5 separate regions of the Mus musculus genome follow, and all the other regions are linked to region 1. A link is a loop called in an ENCODE intact Hi-C map of the cell type or tissue named here. Cell type or tissue: left cerebral cortex. All regions are shown on one strand. Region 1 has its middle 110 kb from the start of Ccng1. Region 2 has its middle 51 kb from the start of Gabrg2. Region 3 overlaps Gabra1 (gamma-aminobutyric acid (GABA) A receptor, subunit alpha 1). Region 4 has its middle 26 kb from the start of Ccng1. Region 5 has its middle 67 kb from the start of Gabrg2.

Region 1 (5,000 bases):
AATTTGTCTGCTCTTTGGTTAGTATTCTGCAGGCCAGTAATAATCATCTTGTTTAATGTGAGTCTGTGGAAGGTCAGGCAAATTTAAGCCCAGGGCAGTGCAGTACTACCTCCGACCATGGAGAGGGTGTTTTGGGGTGTGCTTTACTCCGGGGATCCAGGATCAGTGCCTTGGGTTAGCCATAAAGGAGAAATCAGCAGTAGTAGATTTATGCTTTGTTTTCAGTACAAATTATAAGCCACTATCTAATCTAAAATTGCAAGGATGGAAACAGGATTACTAATAAAATTACTATAACATCTTATTTATGGATAAAGTGCTCTGGATATATTTCTTACTAAGCTATAAGATCAATCAGATATTTTCATCCCAGGGTATTTTTTATAATTTAATGATAAACACTCTATTCCACTTTAGACACAAACTCTTCAGGAATTACATAGGGGACACTGGAGTCTGAGACAGGAGGTTTGGGAGCTCAAGGCCAGACTGGGCAGCATAGTGATACATGTCTTAAAGACAATAAAGAAAAAAAAAACACATAAATATTTCTATGGAGGATTTCTTGTATTTACTCTGTGATATAGATAGCCAAAGGTAGCCTGGTAGCATACACAGCCTGGATCATAATGCATACAAGGTTTTGCTAAAAAGCAGAGAAAAATGATCCGGTCTTTAGGAGAGAAGTTTCAAGATAGCTATTTACAGCCCAAGTTCAGTCTGTGATGGAAACAGACGCAGATCAACGGCCAAAACATGAGGCCGAGCTTGGGGAATCTTGTGCAAGGGTGACGAAACGATTGAAGGAGCCAGAGGGATCAAGGACACCACAAGAAAACCTACAGAATCAACTAACCTGAGCCCATAGGGGCCCAGAAACTGAACTGTCCACCAGAGAACATGCATGGGACTGACTTAGGCCCTCTACCATGTGTAACAGCTGTACAGTGGGGTCTTCATGTGGGATTCCTAACAACAGGAGCTGGAGCTGTCTCTGACTCTGTTGTCTGTTCACTTTCATTTCCTTTTACAATTCCAGATGGAATATTTTACCCCCATTAAAAGAAATCACTGACATATTTACAAGGTCTTGACTCTATTCCCTTTTGACATCTGTTCCTTTGCCACAGTGTAATTTTCTCCAGTAGCTCCCAAGCAGTCTTGTCTGTATGGGCTGATGTGGAGTGTGTTCAGATCTATCAGTCTCGCCTCTAGGACAAGTATTCTTCTGGCTGCTATGGATACCTACTTGGCAGCCTTCCTCGTTAATTCACATTTGCCTACCCGGGTATATGATCCTATATCACAGGCTGAGGGAAGCCAATGAATGCTTTTGGAGTATAGAATTGTCACTGGATTCGCCATCCCCACTTAAGATCTGAAGATGCAGAAGGGAGTGGCAAAGCTCCTGGTAAAGATGTCCTTATGGATCTGCCTTTTGTCAGTTCCTCAACTCTCGTTTCACACTCTTGTTCGACTGATATTCTCAGAGCACATGTGCTTCAGGAGTTAAATGTCAGAGATACAGTACAGAGCTAAACCCAGTTTCTACTTCCAAATAGCTTATAGTCTGTCATGAAAAAAGACAAGTGCATTATAGCGTGATAAACACTTGGAGCTTTGGCCGTGTGGATTTGTGTGATAAACTTCTCCTGGATTATGACACTGAGATTTTATGGATTGTTACTGTGGCATAGAGCATCTTATCAGAACTGACAGATACCTGGATAGAGACATATTACACTGCTCCAAGTCAGCCCTCAAGCCGTTTCCAAGAAGCACAAGATATCGGAGGCCAGTTGTACTCTGCACACAATTGCTGTAGACCCTGATCTTTCCTTTCTGATGCCTTACCAGGATGGCAGCTCAGGTGCACATTGGTGCAGCTTGTATCCCACTTCCTGGACTCTGTGATTTGGCTGGATTCATCAGATGAGAATTGCTCTGTTTGACGCTCCCTTTGCTTGCTCTTTGTGTTTTGAGATAGGGTCTGGCTTGCGAAGTAATTCTGACTAATCTGGAACTTGCTATATAGACTAGGCTGAGCTTACTTGCAGTGAAGCCTCTGTCCCTGTCTCTCTAGTGCTGGAGTATCAGGAGTGCCATCTGCCCAGCCCCATACTATCTATTCTTACAAGACAAGGAGAAAGCTCTGTTTCTTCCTTCAAGTTCTTGCTAGATGAAAATACATTTGAAAATGCAGTTTTCTTGTTTATCATCTTTCCAGAATCCTGGAACTGTTCGTGGGTTACTCATCATAAGTAGAAGTTTCTGGCAAAGAAGCTACCCCTACAACTGTGCATCTACAAGGTTTGAGAGAAGGAATTATGAGGACCGGAGAGATTTTACTAGAGCAGATTCTTAAAACACAGACCATGCAGTCTGTCTTTTACCAACATCTGCCAGATGGGGGCAGTAGAAGAACATAGCTTGCTTAATTGGAGCCCCACCAACTCAAGTGTGGTACTGTTTTTATTAGGAACAACACCAAGTGTTTTGTGAAATGATTTTTGCATGCATTTCTAGGGATGGGGAATTCTAGAATCTTCTGGAAAGATATAATAGCTTTAAAATGAGTTTTATTACTACTTCTGGAGATTAAAGCAGAATTTCTTTTTTTTTTCTTTTTTTTTTTTTTTTGGCCTTGAAAGTTAAGATAAAAAGATAGTTTGGAGGAAGCTGGGCAACAGAAGTTTAACTCCATAGTGGTCTTTGTCCAACTTCTGCTCTGTCAGTGGTTTGTGCAGAGTTGAAAACTACTATTTTCAGATTTTGGCGTTGTCATCTGGGCCTCCTGACAAGAGGCAGCTCACACTCAGCAATCCTCCAAATAGGATTCTTGAGTCAGCACGGGTTTTGCGTGTTCAAGGGCACTGGTGGCTTGTTTCTTCAGGTTAGCAATCTGGTGAAACACCATCCGGCTCAGCATCCCTCCTAGAGCTGGGGCAGGTCATCCCGTCTCCCCAGACTTCAGCTAGAACTGGAGAAGATAATCCTCAGGTCTTTCCAGGTCTGGGCAGCTCTGCTTCTACAGACTAGAGGTCATTCTCAGCAACTATGGCTAGCCTACTACCACACATGACATTCCCGACACCTCGAGGTGTACGCGAGGGTTTGCACTGTGTATTTCACATCCCTTCCGCTCTGTGATCTATTAGTGGTTAGATGGCAGCCATTTCAGCCTTGTTCCTGGTGAGAAAGCCACTCATTAGTTCATTGGCAGCTCGGGTGGGCCTTCCCGTTGCTTTTGTGAAATGGAATACTGTCACCTGGCTGGACTTAGCAACTGAGGTCATTTCATACTACTCTAGAATTCATTTTCTTGCTTTTCTTTCTTTTTCATTTTTGAGATGGGGTCTTAGTAAGGAACCTTGGCTGACCTGGATCTTGCTACATAGACTAGGATGTCCTGGAGTTGGCAGAATTCCTTTTGCCCCTGCTTTTGAAGTTTACTGACTTAGCAGGCAGAAAAGACTTGATTTCTTGTTCTACTTCCATTCTGCCTCAGGCCAGTAGCACTGGAATTATTAAGTTTTCATTGTAGTTCTCAGGATGTCTTTTGCATCTATCTTGGATGTGCATGCTGGATGGCAATCACAATGGTAACTCACTCTACTGCTTACCTTGGCCTATTGCGTTGTCTAAATCTCCCAGGACCTTCTTCCTGGCTATCAAATGATTACTTATCTTTCAAGTTTTCCCCTCTTGCTTCCCTCTTCTAGCCCTTACTAATCTGTTTTTCTCCTGAGTTTTTTTTTTTATTACATCTATAATCCAGTTTATATGACTTAGTGTGTTGGTTAGTTTTTTTTTTTTTTTTTTTTTGTCAACTTGATGTAAGCTAGAGTCTCACATCTGGGAGAAGGAAATCGCAATGAGAAATCCCCTTCATCCTGTAAATAGGACTGTGGGACATTTTTTTTTTTTTTTTGATGGATGATTGGTATGTGAGGACCTGTATCACTATGGGAGGTGTCACCGCTGGGTGGGTGGGCCTGAGTTGTGGAAGGAAGCTTATTGAACAGTAAGGAGCACTCCTCTCTGGTCTCTGCCTCAGTTTCTGTCTCCAGGTTCTTGCAGTGAGTTTCTGCCCTGACTTCCATTCAGGATCGACTGTATCCAAGATGAAGTAAAGCCTTTGCTCCCATGTGGCTTTAGGTCATGATGTTTATCACGGCATTAAAAGCAAACTAAGTCACTCATCATTGTTTTGTAATTTTTTTTTTTTGGTTTCGAGATAAGTTAGTTTTCTCAATATGCACTACATGGGGAAACTCTCAAGTTCACAGGGTACTTTTTTATTCACTTTAAGCCTCTGCTGTGAAGTGAACAGACCTGACAACCAACTTAGAGAATTTAATAATTTCCTTTTCTCTGTCTTTAAGGACAAAGGTAGGACTTCTGTTTGCTTCACTCTGCTGGAAGCTTGCATAGGGCCGTATGGCACCAGGACAGCTAATCTTCGGGGAGTAGGCTTTCAGGCCAGTATCTGCTTTGCTCCCCTTGGTCCTGTGCAGGATCTTAACGATGCTGCTAAGAAAGGCAAAGAGGTCAATGGTGGGACAAGGTGGCATGATGATGGGAAGAGTTATTAGGGAGATGCAGCCAGGAGCCACCCAATGGTGAAGCCACTGGACACTCTAAGTACAGGAACAAATTCCTTTTTGGTGGTTTTGTAAGGAACTAACCCTGCTGTGAGCTTAATACAATATCTTTAAATCTTATTTTGGCTTATGTTTTCCAGATTGTAAAATAACAAATCTTTGTTGCTTTAAGCTATTGCTTTCTTAAAAAATTAATCCTATCTATCTATCTATCTATCTATCTATCTATCTATCTTAATTAACTAACTAATTAACTAATTATGTGTGTATCTGTATGTCTGCCACAATGCATGGATGTAAGTTCAAGCACAGTTTGGGACTTGGTTCTGTTTCACTATGAGAGTCCTAGAGATCAAACTCAGGACATGAGCTTGGTGGGATGGTTTTTATCTGCTG
Region 2 (5,000 bases), 1.2 Mb after region 1:
TATATGCACCCAAGTATATATAACCACAAATAAATGTAATAAAAATTAAAAATAAGTATATGATATATATAATGAATATTATGTATATGATCTATACATATATGTGAATATGATATGCACATGTGAATGTATATGTTATATGAAATATATATATATATATATATATATATATATATATATATATGAAAATGCTATAATTAAATTCTTAACCTTGTTAAAAAAATCACAAACTGTATGAGGAATAAAATACAAACATAGGAGAAAATTGAAAGTTAGATGAGTTAACAGACACACACAAAAATATATTTGTTCTTTTTCTCTCATTTTTGACAACCTTTTATATTCCAGAATACTACTTAATGCCACCACCTCCACATATACATGCTTGATCCACTCTCAACATTCTTGCATCCAAGGAGAAATGAAGAGTTTCCTTTTTCTATTCCGAAGACATTCGGTCCCGAGGTCAGTACTTGAATGTGCTTACTCTTCTTTCAATCTGAACCAAAAAATAATAACGATTTTACAGACTCCTGTTCCTTTTTTTCAGTCTTCCACAGCATGTAAGCAACGGTGGATCTTATTGTCAAAGTACATCGTTTGCATGCTACAAAATCTAAAAAGAAAAAACTGGGAAATGGGCAAGAGCAGCTAGATTATTAAGGGAAGAAGGTTGTGTGCCCATATGTTTGCAAATTTACAATGCATTAGAAATTTCACCAGGTACTTTCTGCAATGGTCTCTGGATTGATAGAAGGAAAGGAATTCCACTTTAATTACTATTCAGTTGTATAGCAAGCTGCAAAGAGCAACAGAGATTGAAACACAAAGCCCATAGCTTCTTAGAATTGTGGTTATATTTCATGGACACGTAACGTTAATTGTGATATTTTTCTAGTACACAGAAATATTTTATTTCAATATACCGTGTTGAAATACTTTTGTATAAAAACATTTGGAGATATCATTCTCTATCAACAACATCTCTATTTGTAGCACTTACTATTTACACTAAAGTAAACTAAAATGATAAATAACTTGGACAGAACAAAGATTAAAACCAAAAAATATGACCTTAAATATCTTAAAGCATTTTGGAACATAAGATAATAGAATGTTTCTGAATTTGTATTACCTTGCTAATTTAGAATTCAGTAAGATGAGTCATGAAAACAAAAGCTTACACTATAAAGTATTTGGGAGAAAATAAACAAACACAGCATATTTTTTCTCTATCTGTGAGGCAAAATGGACGATAAATACATTGGAATGAAAAGTCCCTGTTAGGAATTTTGGTGGGACCTTGGGCAAAGAAATGTAGACTCTGAATTAATTAGCAATAGCAAATCAAGTCAAGGAACTAATGGAGTTGGTGCACCCATATCACACTTCAGGGAATATCATCTATGAGGATTGTCACAGTGCACCCTAATAGGGAAAGTGAACATTATCTAGGCCACTAGGAAGGAGTTACTAACTGTTGAGAGATATCTAAGCTGCGTTCTAAACAAGATATTCCTGCTTATCAGTGGTTCAAAAAAGTAAACAAACAAAAAACACCCCAAACCCAACATCCTCTTTATTAAAAACAACAACTGGTTATGTGGATAACTATTAGGATAAGTGGATGTCTTTCAAGAAGAGAAACCTCCACTTAAACACACACGCACAAATTCATGCACACTCAATCACATTGTTTTATGATGATTAAAATATAACATCTCTGAAAGAATAGTATTACTTTTATAAATTACAATAAAGTCTTTATTACTGTTAGATATTATCCCCAGAACCTGGAGATCAAAAACGATTTATTTTCTCAAAATGTCAGTTGTGGAGAGGGTTCAGTCTATGACTCCAGGTCTTTGGTGATATTGCAGAGACTTTGTCAGGCAGAACAGCAGTCACATCAAGACTTAACTGTGTGTAAAGGATCTACTTCCAATCTGAGTTGTGCAATTTTAAAGCTTATTGTTTCACAGCTATGAACCAATCATCCAGGGCTCAAGTTATCCAGGAAATTCATCCCACGAAAGAAGAAGATAGAAGGAAAAGAAATCTTTTCAAAGTTGAATTTAGTTCAAATTGAGATGACTTTCTGGACTATTTCGTCTTACACTGCATTGGCAATAACCATATCATATGGTCACACCAAGTACAAAGCAGATGGGGATAGAGTCATTTATTCTGTCAGTAACATGCTCAGACTTTGAAAAGTCCTGATACCAAAATGGAAGAGAAAATTCGACAGACAACTAAGAATATAGTCATTTTTCTTCACTGAATTTTAAAAGCAATACATTCTTATTAAAAACAATAAGGTAAAGCCAACTAAAAGGTAAATGGCAAAAATAGGTTGTTAAGTGCTCCGTACAATCTCATTTTCCTAAGAGAAACATATGTAAGTAACATTGTTGTGTATTGCATATCCTTCCTATTCTAGATATAGATTTTTAAAGATGTTGCGTTTAATTTGGGGGCATTCAGTGGATTTCAAAAAGAAAATAAAGATAGTGAAGTTTGACCTGTCTCTGCGAATGTTTCAGGAAAGGAGACTGGAATACTAGACTAGTTTTGACATTGGATACAACAACAAAATGGTTCCTGATGCCCTAAAAGGACTTACAAGTAAGTAGGATTGTTTAATTCAGGAAGCAGAGTATCTTAGGCACTTTCCACAGTGTACTTTTGAACATCTATTTTGGGTATTTCAATTGGAAGTTTGGAATGTTCTATGAAAAGAAGAGACTGAAATAAGAAGTTTGCTTTATTTATCATGGTAGTGACAATCCAGTCATGAGATGCTGCATTCCCTGGGAGCTGTGCTGAGTGAGATGGGAGGGAGGGAGGAAAAAGAAAGCTACTTTCAAAAGTAAGAAACTAAGAGTGGAATTTAATGTAACAAAATTAGTTTTTTAAACTCTAACACTTAATACTTGTGTGTCTATCACAAAATAACAGGTAATAATATAATTGAAAGAAAATAAACGAGCCATAAGAAGTGTTTAAAATGGCAAACCTCTAAAAGACCTGAACTAGGGTTGTCAGTAGAAGTGTGTAATCCAGAGACAGAAGTCTGAAGAAGGAACTTGCTAGAGACTCTAGGACCTGTCAACCAGACATTGAAAGCAGCAGAAAGTGAGGACAAGGTGACGAGCAGCTACAAAGATTTACTCCTCACGTTTTCATTACACGTTCAGAAGATGTGGCTTTACAACTTTTGAGTAACTGTAATTTGGAAAATGTAAAGAATCCAGTGGCCACGCATGATACAAGAGGCTTCTTCACTGATGTGGAAATCTGTGTTGCTGTATTTGCTTTGTGCTGCTCTAATGAACTATATCCAGTAAAGATGCAGTGGGATGATGAAGGCCACTCTTGTAAAGCAAGGAAATCTTTAGGCAGTGAGACACTCGGTGTAACATGCTGGTGGGAATAGGGGTGAGAAAATGAAGTGACTTAGTACAAATGTAGTCTTTTACTTGTGCAGAACCTTGGCTTCAAATTTTAAGATGTTGTGGAGGTCGCAATATTTCCCAAAATATATGAGGATAGAATTTCATCTCTCAAACAGCACTAAAAGGCTGAGAACCACTGCTCTAGACTACAATTCATTCCAAAAATTAGAGCTACATATCTGAAGTAACTCTGAAGCAATAATCGATCTTGCCATCTTTTGTATTTGGAGAATCATGGACAACAGGATGATGCTACTATCCTTCCTAGATACTATCAAGATGTATCTTCCTTTAAACTGCATTCATTAGAGTTAAACCGAAGACTGAGTCCTGATTCTGCAACATAAAAGTAATTTGGTACCTCCCTCATGGATTTGGGGAGGGGAAGTTAAATGAAAAAACATACCTAAAATCTCCAGCATAGATCATCACTTGCTTGCATTTGTAAGAGCCAACCAAACTGATTGGTAGCTATTATGCTCCAAGTTAGGTATTTCACAGCTATTACAGCAATTATGCAACAGTCCTAGGAAATCTGACACTCACATTTCTCTCTCCAAGCTAGAAGAACGAATAACAGTCAAGTAAAACTCCTATAACAACAAGTTAAAAACCATAACTGTCAGGGCTCAAAGTATGTATCATTTCAACATGAAATTTGTGTTAATTTCAGCTCATTAGTTCCCTATGATTAACATAATACCTAATCTAGGTATAAGTATAAGTTCTTAATTTAGTAATTGCCTAAGATACCATGAAGAAAAACTGATTTTACTAAACTGTATTTTTATAACTCCTAATAGAAACCTACAGTTCCAAGTTAATAAGTATTTATTTAGCACTTGTTATGAGCACCATTACTAGTACATGGTAGTTATCGTAGTTATTGTAGCTGTGGCAAACCAATGTAAAGTAGTATGGAGAATGTCTGAAGATTAAGTACACTGATATGGTCCATTCCAGAGAGGCTGTTGTTGAAAGAAGAAAGTTCCAGGAAAAAATATTAGCACTGACTTTTCAAACAAAAGCAAGAAATTTATTTCTTTCTCTCTTATTTTTCAAAAGAGGAAATTCTACATAGTGATATTTAATAACTCTCCAAGGGTGGTGGATATCACAAACACAAATCTGACTCATAATTTTTTTCCATATGGAATGAAAATCTGAGGTTTTTCCATGTATACATAAGAGCCTGAGGAAATGAGCAGATACTTCCAGAAAGCATGCTGGCCTTCACTCTTTACCACCATTGCTCCTTTTATGTTAACTGAAGAGGTTTAACATGTTATTGCTATTAGTTTATGACCCCCACAGTGCCCTGAAAATTGTTTTCTGGTTTGGTGTTTTGCCTCATATTTGTGATTCCAGTATTTATGAAGTAAAACCAGGTAGATGGTTATGATTTTGTGGGCAGCTTCAGCTACATAATCAGATCCTACCTCAAGGCAGAGGGGCAAGGAAGGAGAGAAAAGATGTGATGAGGGCAAAGGAGAAGAGATGAAAGGAGATGAGATAAGAGAAAAGGGGAGGGGACCGGAGGAG
Region 3 (5,000 bases), 1.3 Mb after region 1:
TTGTGCCTGTTCATCACTATATATAGCTATGTGCACAAAATGATCTTAGTAAATTGAACTAGCACTGAGTGGACTATTAAAATATGATGAATTATCAGTCAATATGCTAACATTTTTGTTTACTGCTTGAAGAGAAATTAGAGATAAATAGGTAAATATTTAATAATACTAAACTTTCTCAAAGAAAAATGTGAGAGTACAACTCACCTCCCAAACCTGGTCTCAGACGATTGTCATAACCGTCCAGCAGTCGGTCCAAAATTCTTGTGAAGACAGTGGTGTTGTCTTTAAGTTCATCTTGGGAGGGCTGTCCATAGCTGAGGGAAGGATATAGAAAATAATAGCATCAAATTTCCACTAAAACCTCTTTCGATTCAATGCCTTCCTCAGAGTTTCTTACTTAACTTGCTATTGGGAGTTTGAATGTCATTAAGACTCTCGTCCTTGTCTCCTGTGTGGCCTCATTGGTGGTAGGCTTTTAGTTTTAATATAGAAAATGAGTTCTAACTCTACGTTTTCAGCTCTCAGCACAGCAAGTTCTAGAAGAGACATACCTTCTCTGAGCAAAGAAGACTGTTAACTCATACTGTAAGAAACAATTTGGAGGGCTTGATCTATATTATTTATCTTCTACGTATGTATATCTATATGTGAGTTACACAATGAATTCAAAGGTTCTTTTTTATTTAGTATGCAAATTTTTAAATATCAAAACTCCTTCCATTTCGTTTCCATACATTTTTTATTTTGATTTTTTGGATGTTCTTTTAAGATATTTAGGAAAGGAAGATACATAAATCATTTATTATGTTATTTATATTTTTATGAGTGTATTGATTTCCCTTAAGATGTATGAAGCAATGAAGATTCATTCAAACCTTTATTTTCTTTAACTTTGGTCATTTCTGGGTTTAGACATAGTAGAAGTGTTGGGAAAAGCCAACACGATGTAAGATGCACTCTAGATATAAGGTGGCATCGTGTTTTAAGACACAACTACTTAAGGGCAAAGCAGAGGTCAGAAATGAGTTTTTTTCACTTTCTGGAATAAGACTTTATTTTCAACCTTCTGTAGAGGAACGGTCATTCCTGTTCTTTCTGTTTGGGGCTATAGTCTTTCAGTATTATTATTCTAGCTTTCAACCACATAGGGATGCACTTCCTATAACTTGTGTTTCTATACCAACCGGTCTATTATCTATGCAGAATTAATCGTGTTTTATGTAATGACCAGCATGACACCTTCAAATCCTCAGAGAGAAGCAGTTTCTATCTTAGAAAAAATTACACTTGCTGACAAATCTCAGTGAAAGCTCTGACCTTGAATGAAAAGCTTAAGTAGGTACAGGGTGTAAAATTAAGAAAGGGAAATAAACCTATATACTTTATATTTAAATTTTAGTATTCTTTTTGTTTCACTTGTACATAGTTATATGGTTAATAAATAAATGTGAGCAAAATAATGGTGTTTTAAACCGGAATTCACTTCTTTGACAGGGATGCCAAATATAATCTATTTTCACCTCAGAAACAAATGCTGTTTTGCAAATAATTAATTTTGTATAAGCAAAATTCAGACCACTTCCTTTTTTCTTAATTTTATAAAATTTTATTTAAAACTTGCAGATATATAACACACCATACACCAAATTAACCACAGTCAATAGAAGGGACTAAGGAAGGACTGAATGTAAATAATGGCCACTTTAAAGATGCAAAGTTAATTTATTTTTCTAGTACTGATTCTTTCATGGATAAATGCATAAAAGATATTCAATACTGAAAGTATAAACTTTAATGTGACTCTTCACTGCTTCTGTTTGAATGCCTATCCTAACTGTATGGACATTAACTGAGTTGTATATACTTTCAAAGACTGCTTTTCTGATAAAGTTTTAACTTGATAGTTATACGTAAAATTTCTCTATGGCACTAAATATATGGAATTTATTTCCACAAGACCATTTTTCATTTCATTAAATTAAACATTAATCCATTCATGTCACACAGATTAAGAGCTTATTCTCATTTGGCAAAATTAAACACCTTGTTGTTTTATTTTATTTCTTAAATCAAGTTCTCAGTGAGTTTGTGACTTCCTGCGTGTCTCATTGGCAGATGACAGTAGTAAGGTAAAAGCAAGATCGGCTTTCAGAAAGTAAATACTTGTAAAAATTCAATGTCACAAAAACAAATACCATCCATCATCTTTCAAGGACACTGGAAGGTCGTGTTGATAAAGACAAAGAGATGTGAACACATCTAGGGATTCAGGAAACTCTCCATAGAGAAAACTCTTAGGGGGGAAGCAGTGAAATTAGGAAAGAAAAGATGATAAGTTAGAGAAACAACAGAAGGTGATTAGACTGCTAACACAGCCCTCAGAATCCCGGGTATCTGTTACCTTTATCTGTGCGTGTGGTGTGTTTCCACAGCTTATGTAAAACACAAGAAATTGTTTAAGCTTATGAATCTTGCTGTCAGCAATTGTTTGAATTGGAATGCAAATACCAAAGAGATCAGCCCCTTCCCAAACAAAACCAGCCCTGTTATTCCATTTGGAATGGGAATCTTTCTTTACTGTGATTTTGTAATCAGGCTCATCTTCAACCTTACATCTAATTTCCTATTTAAATTACAACTGCCACAGAACTCAGGAGAGGAACTAAGATGACTTTGGGAGTGAATAAATACTAATAACAACACAGAATGCCCTAGACTGAATACTCATTTTTGAAGAGAAATGTCAGTTACTGAACCTGCTTTTGATTCCACATGAACAACTCTGTAATAAAACACTGTGCACTAACTCCATCTACAGGTCATTATAATAGTAACACTCCATATAATTTTTCAAAAATCACTGATCACTTAACTCCTGAAATTAAGAGTATCAGACTGTAATATGCATCTTCTTCTTCCGATATTTGTTTATGCGATAATACTAAAAAGTAACACAGCCAGCATCTCATTTTAAACCAATCCTCAGAAATGTCTGCCTTTCCAGATGATTCCATAGCTCTGATTTTTACTCATAAAGATTCACTTCCTATTACACTTCAAGGAGTTTAGGATTTTATTATATGCTGAACACCTTTTAGTAAGGCACAAGAATAGACTAGACAAAAAACTATTAAAGTAGAGAACAATATAAAATATTTGATCATTTAGATAAATGCTATTACAATCTCATGTTCTTTATTGGATCATTAGAAAATACATTTATTAGTTCAACTTACTGAAATTGATTCACAACATTTCTTCTTGATATTAATACTAAATGAGCAAAATTTAATTTTTATCTAGTATTTTACAGCAATCATCTGGTATATTCTATCTCTATTGATTTTATTAACCATGGTTTAAAACACAATATACATGTGTTTCTAGTCATGTGGCATTCACGTTATAAATATTATTTTAACTTATTTTTATTCTAAAATATTATTTTAACTTCCATGCTTTTGTGAGTTACTCTATGATTTTGCAAATAGTTAGAAAATTTCCTATTGAAAACTTAACTTATAACTATCTAGTAACTTTTCCCATAAATTAGGAAATTATATATTTTTTGCTCAGTTACAAATGAAAACTAAAAAGTTGTTTCAGACTTAAGAGTTGAATTCATACATTTCCTAGTTTAAATTTAAAAGTAAAGCTTGTTAAGTGTATTCTCGTGAGCATCCAAACAAGAAAGTTATTTTCATGTTCTATTCTTCTTTAGTCTTAGCTGAAATTTTATTGCAGTAAAGTTTTCTGAATTCCCTTAGTCATGAATTCATCCATGGACAATTTTCTTCCCCCTGATGGAATAAATAAAAAATTACAGAAATTGTCATGCAGATTTTAAAGAAAATGCCCCCACCTTCTTCCCGACAGTGTGCTCAGAATGAGGGTCCAGGCCCAAAGATAGTCAGAGAGACCCCGACTTTTCTTCATCACGGGCTTGCACAGCTGAAAAGTGGAATAAGTAGAGATCAGTGTGTCTTGCAAGAAACATCAGGTTATAACCACTAGGGCTGACTGAGGCAGTTCCGATGAATGCTTTGAAGTCAGGAAATGACCTCACTGGAATATGACACTCATTGGAAGCAATGGAAACCTGGCCCATCCACTCCCCACCTTCCGTACCACCTTTCCATTCAGAAATGTACCAGAATTTTAATTTATCCTATAAAACTTGAAATGGTTTCAGGTGACAAAATTACTCTAGAGTAGCCTTTGCATTTCTATTACTTGCTGATTTATTCAAAACGACCTTTCTGATTCGGGTCCCTGTGGTGGAATCTGTACTGAAAGGTTTAAACTTGGTGTCTCTAAAAGGAGGGCATGTGGTTACGTGGGATCTAGTAGACTAACACCTCTGTTGACAAAATGCATCCCTGAATTCTGGAGATACCTTGATTTCAGAAGCAACTGTATCTGCCTCTTTATAAAAACCATTGGAAACACACTGTTGAATGCCAGAGTCGTGCTTCTCCTCTGTGGTTGTTAAATATGCTCACTAATGTTTCTGTGAAGCTAAAGGATACACTTTAAAGTCAGGCCATGTGCTGGGCTCTCTCTCTCTCTCTCTCTCTCTCTCTCTCTCTCTCTCCCTCTCCCTCTCCCTCTCCCTCTCCCTCTCCCTCTCCCTCTCCCTCTCCCTCTCCCTCTCTCTCTCCCTCTCCCCCTCTCTCTCTCCCTCTCTCTCTCTCTCTCTCTCTCTCTCTCTCTCTCTCTCTCTCTCTCACACACACACACACACACACACACACACACATCAATGCACACAAACATACCCACACATATCTTGTAAGCGTCCTTTAATTTCTTCCAGGGTGCTGCTAGAAAACACTTTGTCTCCAACAGATGGAAGCTTAAGTGGTTTGCTTCGCATGAAAAGGAGGGTATATTTATTCCCACTTAGGTAAATTGCAATCAATCATTATCTGATTGTTGAACTTGGATATGGTAGGAGGATACTGGAGGAATAAATGTGTATGGAACAGAAGAGTTAT
Region 4 (5,000 bases), 85 kb before region 1:
TTTTTTTTTTTCTTGAGGCAGTGTATTCTTATTTAGCCTTGGCTAGCCCGGAACTTGCTATGTAGACTTGGCTAGCCCAAAATTTATAGAGCCTGGTTCTGCTTCTGAGGTGCTGTATTAAAGATATCTTCTTGTTATTATAATGAAAATAATAAGAGTACATAGGAAACTATCTAAGGTACTTCATACTTTTCCCCAAAATCAGCAATGTTTGCTCTTTCATCTTTGATAATGTTCATAGTGTAATGCTAACAAATAACTTAATATGTATTTGATGAGATCATGTGGTAATGAATAAATATAAATATTGGGATCATAGATGCCTATAAGAAGTTGAGGTAATATACTAACATCATTTTGTGTGTGTGTGTGTGTGTGTGTGTGTGTGTGTGTGTGTGGTGAGAGAGAGAGAGAAGCAGAGACAGAGAGAGACAGAGACAGAGACAGAGACAGAGACAGAGAGAGGGAAAGACACACACAGAGACAGAGCTATATACATATGGAGGGAGGGAAAGAGAGAGAGAGAGAAAGAGAGAGAGAGAGAGAGAGAGAGAGAGAGAGAGAGAGAGAGAGAGAGAGAGAGAGGTGGTGGGATTATACCATGCAAGGATCCCCACAGATCTATGTTGAGCCTTTTTGTGGTTCCCTTGTGCTATGGTTTGAACATGTCCCCGCTACCCCCCAACAAACATTGAGATGTTGAAACTTAGTGGTCAATATAATGAAAATAAGAGGTGAATGGTTAGGTTACTAGGGCTTCATGAAAGACTTGAAGCAAGTTGGGCTCCTTTGCCTTTCCACCTTCTCTTGTGTGATGAAGCAGTCACAAGTTTCCACCTTGGGAGCAGACACCAGCTTTCACCCCATGGTCACCCTTGCCTGAGCCTCAGTCTGGAAACTCCCAGCTGATAGAACTGAAAGAAAAAACAATTCCATTATTCCCAAATCACCCTGCCTTAAGTGATTGCTACTGGAGTTCCCAAAGACCAAGGTACTGGATAATAAGTTTCAGGAAGGAATGGAGATTTTCACAAGCGGGTATCAGTTTCCCTGACAAATCACCAAGCTTAAGGGGGCTATTCAATTAATAAGAGAAAAATTATAATAGAAGGGTTGTTAGAGACATTTTCTTTTATTTCTTGAGCCTCAGCTTCTTGATCCTATTCTCAGTCTAGCTCACTCCTTCACTCACCTTCCACGTCCTTGTCAAGTTACAGGAAAAAAAAAAACCCATCAATCAATATTTACTTTGAAGATAAAAAGCTGCATCTTTCTGAAGGTATATCTTTTAAGATGATGTAGTGGATACGGGGGGTGTCTGCATGCCTTGCTGTGCAACTGGAAAACTTTTATCTACATTCACTATCAGTTGAATTGTTTTGAATAATTGACAGTAAGAAATATTGAACTCAGTGGTTGGAAATTCAGGCTGTAGAGCATTTGTTACCATAATGCCTCATATAGAAAAAAGATCCATCACCGTCAAGAGTTATTTTCCTTTACCAGAAAACAATCAGTTAAATGAAATTATTCAAAAGTAGTTAAGTAGGTGAGCTCTGGGACCAGATTGCCTTGCTTTACCTTCCAATTGCATCGTTTCTCAGAAACGAAACTTTATTCGCTTATTTTTCTGAGCTCCAGTTCTCTGTCTACAGGATAGAGATAATATTTGTCACATAGTGTTGCTATAGGAATTAAATGAGGTGTGTTAAGTGCTTGGCACTGTGTTGGCATATTTTAAGTGCTTAATAAATATTAATTCTCATCATTATTATTCAGCCGATTGATCATCAGATAGCTGGGGCAATGATGAAGTCACTTCTGGGAAGGAATAATTACGGCATACGTACCCCCCTACCCAAGATTGCTATTTCGCAAACTTTAATATTAATGCACTCTATTCATGAATGAGATGAGCTTCGGAAGAATTGAAGGCTGAAGAGGAAAATTACCTAATCACCAAAGTGCTTTAAAAAGTTTGAGTCAAATTACACCAGATGCTAATAGCAAATTGTTAAGGAATAAGAATGTGGATACATCATTCCCAGGGTTATTTAATCTCTACTGCACTCATCACACTTAAAAAAAAAAAGAAAAAAAAAACTACGTTGACTAGGAACTCAGTATATATGTGAAACTATTTCCTATGTAATATATTTCTTTAAAATGAATTATAACAATATTTCCAAAGAGGTTTAGTATATAAGAACTTTCCAAATGGCTGGAGACACGTGTGCATGTGCACATGCATGTGCACACACACACACACACACACACACGTAAGCTAAGGGCAAAGTGTTTTATTTTAATGTAGCCACTTCCATTACCAAATGAACATATGCAATCATTTGGTTTAGGCAGAAGAATTGCTACATCTGGGCTATTCTCTATATAGAAACTAACATGCATAAAAATACTTGAGTATTTGTCATCAGATAGATCCAAGGTCAGGGATGTTCAAAATACCTTCTACCTCTTGTTCTCTGAAAAGAGTCAAGAGTTTATTCTCTTTTTTATCCCACAAATATTACTTACTTATCTAGTGCATATTTTCATGATCGTCTACCACCAGTCTTAGAATAGCTCAGAAGAGAATGTTATTTACTTTCGTTTATTGTGTATTTTCAGCATAGTCAGTTTGCAGCTTTATGAATCCCCCTTCTATTGAAACTAGTCAGCCCCGAATCATACTTTTGTGTGGACTGATTACATTAGGCTCATTTATCACCAGGTGCTCCTGGCAGAGAGAGAATGGCTTAAGACCTTTGAAAAGACTTACGTTAAAGATAGGGTCAGAACATATATAGGTAGTTCTCAAAATGAGGAACACAAGTGGCCAATATACATTTTTAAAAAGGCTAAAGATTCCCAATCATCCAGGAAATGCAGATGAAAACTGCTTAGAGGTACCACCTCATTTCAGTCAGAATGGATATCATTAAGAAATCTGACAACAAACTTTAAGAGAAATGTTGGGTAGAGGAGTCCTTATTCACTGCTGGTGGGCATGCAAATTAGAACAGCCATTATGGAAATCAGTATGTCGACTCATCAAAAATTAAAAATAGAACTACCATATGGTCCAACTATTTCACTCCTGGGCATATACCCAAGGGAGTCCATACCCTACCATAGAGACACTAACACGTGTTTATTGTTGCTATATTCATGAGAGCAAGGAAAAGGAAACAGCATAGACTCCCATCCACAGATGAACAGATAATGCAAATATGTACATAGGCACCACAGTGATATATTATTCAGCTATGGAAAAAATCATGAACATTTCAAGAAATTTCAGTTCTCAACTGTGTTTGTTTCTTCTTGCTGGTGTTTTCTTGGAGGAAACAGAAAGCCAAAATAGGTACAGCACAACTAAAGATCATTTGTTGATCTACTACTTTGCTCAATTACTATGGTGGCCCTTCATAAAATGTAAATCTTTTAGTCTTAGTTGAGTATGTTATGATATAAATATCTCACCCCCAGTTTGCAGATGAAGTAGCTTCCTGAAGCAGCTGAAGTACTTCTGTCAACATTCTAAATCTAGTAAATAATAGATCTAGATTACACAGCCTGGTTTGTGTACTATTAATTATTTTTACAGAGGGCTTCTGCGGGCAAATCAATGGTGGCATCTGGAACCCCTTTTTCTTATGCACACCTTCTCTTTGGAATAACGAACCTAAATTAAATACTTGTTTTAGTCTAGGATGATGGCTAAGGAAGCTGTGACATCTCTTTATGACTTTCAGTTTATTTTTAATTACATGGATATGTGTATTTTTCTGCATGGGTATGTGTCTATGAATGTGGTGCCCACAGAAACCCAAAGAGGTTGTAAGATCCACTGGATCTGGAGTTAAAAGTGACTGTGAGCTGTCCGAGGCACTGTGAACCAAACCCAGGTTCTCTGCAAGAAGAACATGTGCTCTTAACCACTGAGCCATCTCTCCAGCCACCTACTCAGCTCATTTTAACATACTATCTTTTCCCTTTGGTCCCTTGGCTGTCTATGACTAAAAACTTATTGAAGAAAAATTAACAGTCCCGTAGTTAGCATATTAAATAGACTTTTATCCCTCCTGCCAATGTTGAAACAACTAATTATCAGCCCTGGTTGGGAGCAAGGACATTTGACCTCTGATAGACCAACAGAATTCTTCAAAGAGGAAAGGAAGAACGAGGTCCCCTGCTCTCTCAGTTTTTAGTCATCTGATTTAATTGACCAAGAATAGGATTTGGTACTCAAGTCTTCACCGATGCACAGCGTTAGAAATAATGATTACAGCAAATCAGGGCTCATGAATATGCAGTTTATTTCTGCTTTGAGACATTTCAGTTATCTAAATTAAAAACACAAAATTATGGATTGCAAAGAAAGCAGTAGGGACTTTTTTATTTTATTTTAACAATTGGAGAATATCACTGGAAGTGAAGTCTTCCTGCCAACCTGAAACACATAAATCATTGTGCCAAGAGAAGGATGCTTTTCTAAGTGCTGGCTTTAACCCTACCCCCACTCCAAAATATACTTAAAAATAGACCATGGGAGCTTTAATTCATGTGGGTTTTCTTTTTCTTTTTTGGTTGTGAATTTCACTTTCAAGGCTATACATTCCAGGATTGAATCTAACACCAGCTTGTTCACAGGATGTTCCTTACATGCAACATCCACGCTCAGAAATTCAAAAGTAAGAGATTGGTTTTGGTGCCTTTTCCTTCCTGAAGCACCATTCCCCCCCCCCCCCAGAATCTTCTGGAATGTTCTAACTCTTACTATCTGAAGTCGCTGTAGTTTATTAATATTGACCCTATAGACCTATACCTATGTTTGAAAAATTACCTCTTCCATCTGCTGCTTCATGAAAATGGCTCATTTGATTCCGTCTTTATTCATTACCTTTTGAGGCAATCTGGCTAGAGAGTGGAAGTGCATGTGTTAATGTTTCATAATGAGTCAGGTTAGAATTGTCTTTTTCTAAGTTAAGTTTGCTAAC
Region 5 (5,000 bases), 1.2 Mb after region 1:
TAAATGAACTATTGTTCATTTAATTCAGTTTACTGGAAGTGTATAATTTTTACTTAAGCATCTATTTTTATAGCTATTTAAGCACGTATTATTTTTAAATAAATGATTTCGTAGTACTAAGCAGGAATGGTGTAGGGTAGCACTGACTGGTGATTGCAGTTTAAGGATTTGGGAGAAGGGTTACAAGTGCCTATGACATGCTTGTGGCAGGAACATCTCTCTGCCCCTGTGTTTCCTTTACACTGCAAATGTGCCGGTAGCCACACTAACACATGAGTGATGAAAATGCAGACTTCTCTATGAGCATATAGTGCTGATGTGAAATATATGCATTACAGTATAATTAGGTAGGATTATCTGCCTGATGGAAATGGGCAGAATGAACAACAAATTTTGTAGCTATTCCTACTTTATTTCAAAATATTTAAAATATTTAAAATTAGAATATGTATTATAAATAAAAATGCAAAACATTTTAAGTACAAGATGAAACTGTCCAACTTCTTAAAATAATAATTAAGATGTGTAGCACAGCCATATCATTGTCAATAATAACACCGTAAGATACAATATGAGTAATTAAGAATTGTGTTCTGGTTAGTTTGTAGCATAAAATTTTGATGAGAAAAAAAAGATGACAGAAGAGGAAAAATTATGCAATTATCAGAAGAGAAAACATCCAATTAAAATCTATTGTAGCAGAAAGTATTTTAATTAGGATTAAACTATCTACTTTTTTAGGTTAAAATAAATCTCCAATGGTATGGACAAATCTTTTAATACATTCTTTTTCTCATTCACTGCCTTTTAATATTTGTACTTTAGTTTCTCATGTACATTTTATCAAATATCCCTTAGGTGTGTGAAGTATAGATTTCCTACTACCTTGATATTTATCCATCAGGTTTTTAATCTCTATTAACCTATGACATCATTCATTGTATCAAGCAATATTCAGTATTCCTGAATATTACAGTAGTCCATTTGTCAACCTTTCCCATTACTGAGTCCTTGTGTACAACAATCAACTCTACTTATTTTGTTCCTAGTGCCTGATAGAAATACTAGATGGAGAAGAGCCAGTGGCCCTTGGAGGATGTGAAAAGTCACTAAAAACTTGTTTTCAGAGTCAGGGGTGGCAAGGAGTAATACATGGATTGTTATTGAAATTTTATTTCTAGAGACAATTGGAGAATGACTGCATTTGATAGAAGACCATGAATGGTAGATGCATGGTGGTGCCGAGCAAAACACTGAGCATTGGTGGTGACCTAAGGGTGCATTCTAAAGAGAGCAAAGAGATGGCTGGGTTGTAGTGCAGAGTGGGGCCTGTGCACGGAAGTCTTAATACAGAAGGCAAGTTAAAGATTATGGGAGACCAGTCAGAATACTTAGAGAAAACGAAGTTCTAAGGGATGGAGCTGGAAGGAAGGGCAATTTTGAGTCTTACTTAAGCAATTTGGAAAATGCTTAGTAAGAAAGAAATGACCTTGTGAATGATTTAACATAATGGCATATGGGTTTTCAAAAATGATGTCCAGATTTTATTATGGAATTTGCTATACTTGTTGCTTTGATGCTCAAAGATAAGAAGGGAAGAAAGGAATAATACAGACCACATGCATAAACAGTAATCTTCCGCCTGTGCAAACCTGAGGTTATTTTTATATTCAACCTGATTTGTATTCATTTAGGTTCTATATGCACCAAAATGGAACACAGTAGTGAAAAGCTCCTTTCTTCAATTCATTTTTCATTTGATTATTAGAATGTGGAAAAATACATGTGATATGAAGCAAAATTCAGAAATGTTCTGTCAGTTTTCTTACTCAGCAGTATCTTAGTGTGCTCTGCATTGTATTTTTGAGGTGTTATTTTGCTTGGTAAAGGATGTGTCCTTTGAGTGTGTGATTCTCAGCTGCCTGCACTTCGCTCATCATTGCCCGTTCTGTTCATTCATTTTACCTCCATCCTTGCTGGAACTTAATATTCTGCACAGGAAAAACTGAAATATTAGCAAAAGCGAAAAGAACACTAAATGAAAAGAATTAGGTACTTCTTGACACTAAAAAGGAACACCGAAATAAAAAGTATGACTTCCTTAGTTTTTCCTTCATTTTACTATTTGTTTAGTAAAATGGGACACAATTGTGTACATTTTGCATAATAAACATTTGTCCTTTGGGGAAGAGCCTGTCTTCTCCGTTAGAAGCTGTATGATCCTGGTAGATTCTTCATCTAAGTTTTAGTTACATCACTCAACATTTCAAAATGAGTAAGTACTAAAGCTAATTCTTAGAGCTGCTTCAATTACATGTGTATATATCTATTTATTGTCTTACATGAAAATCAGCAGGGCATTATACTGGAGAAACTCTGCTTTGCCTAGTTCCGTCATTACTGCCTTATTTCCTGCCTCTAACCAGAGTCTTTAGCGTCCTCTGTTAGAGCAGTCCATATAAACTAGATTGACAAGGTTTCATTCTTGGTTGTGTAAAACGAGTTCCCAGGAAGAAGCACTAAGCATGCTTCTACAGAGATAAAACATATCCTGAACTGTAAGATACATACTAAAAAACGATTTAAGAAAAAAAATCGACACCATGCTGTGACACAGCGAGAGAAAGGACAGAAAATGTGTGTGTTCTGGCTTTTAAAGTTCAATACACTTTAAAGAGCTGTGTAAATGACTAGCTTGTAGTTTGCCAAGAGAAACCCAGCTAGGCGAAACACTGTCAGAGCTCCCCCTGATGGAGGTAATGAGGAAGGAAGGCAGTTTGGTCCTCAGGTTCTCCTAAAATCTGAATAAAGAGTAAATAGTAAAAGCTTAACAGCTTCACCATTCACAGTCGGTGCAATGGTTCCCAACAAGACAAACTTTTTTTGACACTGGAAAAAATAACTCCAATTATACCATTGAGAAAAGGTGCTGTTTCCCTCTGATGGTAAAGCCACACTTTTAATAGGAACAGAGCTGGAAAAAATAAAATAAAATAAAATAAAGAATGGGACTTAACATAATTGTGGACATTTTTTTCCCAATTCAGTTAGCCTGAGGCAACTGATAAATAAAACATTCTTTTGCAAAGAATAAGAGGATGATATTTTAACTGGTCTGTCAAATTCATTGTGGGCTCATAATCCTATCCAACTTTGGGTATAATGTATCCTACACACCTTTACATGGTGTTCTGTTAGGAAGGGGAGGCTAGCAATTAAGTGAAGATATTGAACAAATAGAGCCATTAGTGTTGGCTGTGAATAGAATGGAATAGCAACATTTTCAGCTTAGATGTCTGATTATTTAGACACATTTGGATCTGTGCTTCTCTTTTGAAGAAGAAAAGTCATCTTGAAATATGTCCTAAAATAAATAGAAGAAAAATAAAAATATTTCCTTGGAATGTTTCTAAATGATTTCTGCTGTAAGATATACATCTTACAGCAAAAGGACACTTTAAAAAGGGAGCATTTGTAGTTTGTGTGTGAAAAAAGAAACAATTTACTCAAACTAGCATACAAATTACTGGGGTTTTTGTAATGTTTAAATATTCAAGGGAAGAAAGTTGGTTCCCAAGAGGAAACCAAAGGAGTACTATAATTTAGGAGACAGGACTTCATCAGGGACTATGGAATGTTGCACAGAGTTAATCCATTTCTTAGCTGTAAGTAACCTTGAAAAGGATTCATTGTCTCATTGGTACTAACTCAGGATGAGGAGGTTTTCCTCAAAGGGAGAAAACAACTACATACACAAAATTGAGACAGTAAGTGTTCTTTTTTTTTTATGAGATACTTTCTTCATTTACATTTGAAATGCTATCCCCAAAGTCCCCTATACCCTCCACCATGCCTGTACCCCAACCCACCCACTCTTGCTTCCTGGTCCTGCAACTCCCCCTGGACTGGGGCATATGATCTTCCGAAGACCAAGGGCCTCTCCTCCAATTGATGGCCTACTAGGCTATCCTCTGCTATATATGTAACTAGGGACACAGGTCTGGGGGTACTGGTTAGTTCATATTATTGTTCCTCCTATAGGGTTGCAGACCCCTTTAGCTCCTTGGGTACTTTCTCTAGCTCCTTCATTTGGGGCCCTGTGTTCCACCCAATAGATGACTGTGAGCACCCACTTCTGTATTTGCCAGGCACTGGCATAAGCCTCACAAGAGAGAGCTTTATCAGGGTCCTGTCAGCAAAATTTTTCTGACATGTGCAATAGTGTCCGGGTTTGGTGGTTGTTTATGGAATGGATCCCTAGGTGGGGCAGTCTCTGGATGGTCCTTCCTTCCATCTCAGCTCCAAACACTGTCTCTGTAACTCCTTCCATGGGTATTTTGTTCCCCACTCTAAAAAGGAAAAAGACCACTTTGGTCTTCCTTCTTCTTGAGTTTCATGTGTTTTGCAAATTGTATCTTGGGTATTCTAAGTTTCTGGACTAATATCCACTTACCAGTGAGTGCATATCATGTGTGTTCTTATGTGATTCGGTTACCTCACTCATAATGATAGCCTCCAGATTCACCTCTTTGACTAAGAATTTCATAAATTCCTTGTTTTTAATAGCTGAGTAGTACTCCATTGTGTAAATGTACCACATTTTCTGTATCCATTTCTTTGTTGAGGGACATCTGGATTCTTTCCACCTTCTGGCTTTTATAAATAAGGCTGCTATGAACATAGTGGAGCATGAGCCCATATATCCAGTTGGAACATCTTCGGGGTATATGCCCAGGAGAGGTATTGCTGGATCTTCGAGTAGTACTATGTCCAATTTTCTGAGGAACTTCCAGAGTGGTTGTACAAGCCTGCAATCCCACCAGCAATGGAGGAGTGTTCCTCTTTCTCCACATCCTCGCCTGCATCTGCTGTCACCTGAATTTTTTATCTTAGCCATTCTGACTGGTGTAAGGTGGAATCTCAGGGTTGTTTTGATTTGCATTTCCCTGATGATTAAGGATGTTGAGCATTTTTTCAGGTGCTTCTCAGCGATTTGGTAT

What was found. Hi-C counts contacts between places; a loop is a spot of excess contacts. Peaks named below come from ENCODE experiments on the same cell type or tissue, not always from the same donor. Only the 100,000 strongest peaks of a DNase experiment are listed, where the experiment ranks them.
Region 2: a loop joins it to region 1, with 2.6 times the contacts of the local background. A loop is called at or near these places in 4 of 42 quality-filtered maps.
Region 3: it touches region 1 in a loop (3-fold over the local background); 3 of 42 quality-filtered maps call a loop at or near these places.
Region 4: it touches region 1 in a loop (2.6-fold over the local background); 7 of 42 quality-filtered maps call a loop at or near these places.
Region 5: it touches region 1 in a loop (3-fold over the local background); 4 of 42 quality-filtered maps call a loop at or near these places.

The regions. Positions count from the first base shown.
Region 1 is chr11:40,863,485-40,868,484 of GRCm38, forward strand. No RefSeq gene overlaps it. Among named protein-coding and RNA genes, the nearest start is that of Ccng1, 110 kb to the left of the region's middle. In left cerebral cortex, a CTCF peak has its summit at 2,409 (motif pointing right); DNase peaks (open chromatin) are centred at 1,335, 1,716, 2,404 and 2,842; H3K27ac peaks cover 2,295 bases.
Region 2 is chr11:42,049,038-42,054,037 of GRCm38, forward strand. No RefSeq gene overlaps it. Among named protein-coding and RNA genes, the nearest start is that of Gabrg2, 51 kb to the left of the region's middle. In left cerebral cortex, no CTCF peak of the experiment used is centred here; DNase peaks (open chromatin) are centred at 2,096, 2,724 and 3,165; H3K27ac peaks cover 897 bases.
Region 3 is chr11:42,175,695-42,180,694 of GRCm38, forward strand. It overlaps Gabra1 (gamma-aminobutyric acid (GABA) A receptor, subunit alpha 1), which reads right to left. Exons shown (of 10, transcript NM_010250.5): 2 at 3,866-3,954; 3 at 208-317. The coding sequence starts at 3,939. Among named protein-coding and RNA genes, the nearest start is that of Gabra1, 4.7 kb to the right of the region's middle. In left cerebral cortex, CTCF peaks have their summits at 2,823 (motif pointing left) and 4,002; DNase peaks (open chromatin) are centred at 2,609, 4,065, 4,390 and 4,845; H3K4me3 peaks cover 3,156 bases; H3K27ac peaks cover 1,400 bases.
Region 4 is chr11:40,778,960-40,783,959 of GRCm38, forward strand. No RefSeq gene overlaps it. Among named protein-coding and RNA genes, the nearest start is that of Ccng1, 26 kb to the left of the region's middle. In left cerebral cortex, no CTCF peak of the experiment used is centred here; DNase peaks (open chromatin) are centred at 3,082, 3,939, 4,565 and 4,972; H3K27ac peaks cover 2,535 bases.
Region 5 is chr11:42,065,277-42,070,276 of GRCm38, forward strand. No RefSeq gene overlaps it. Among named protein-coding and RNA genes, the nearest start is that of Gabrg2, 67 kb to the left of the region's middle. In left cerebral cortex, a CTCF peak has its summit at 2,749; a DNase peak (open chromatin) is centred at 2,742.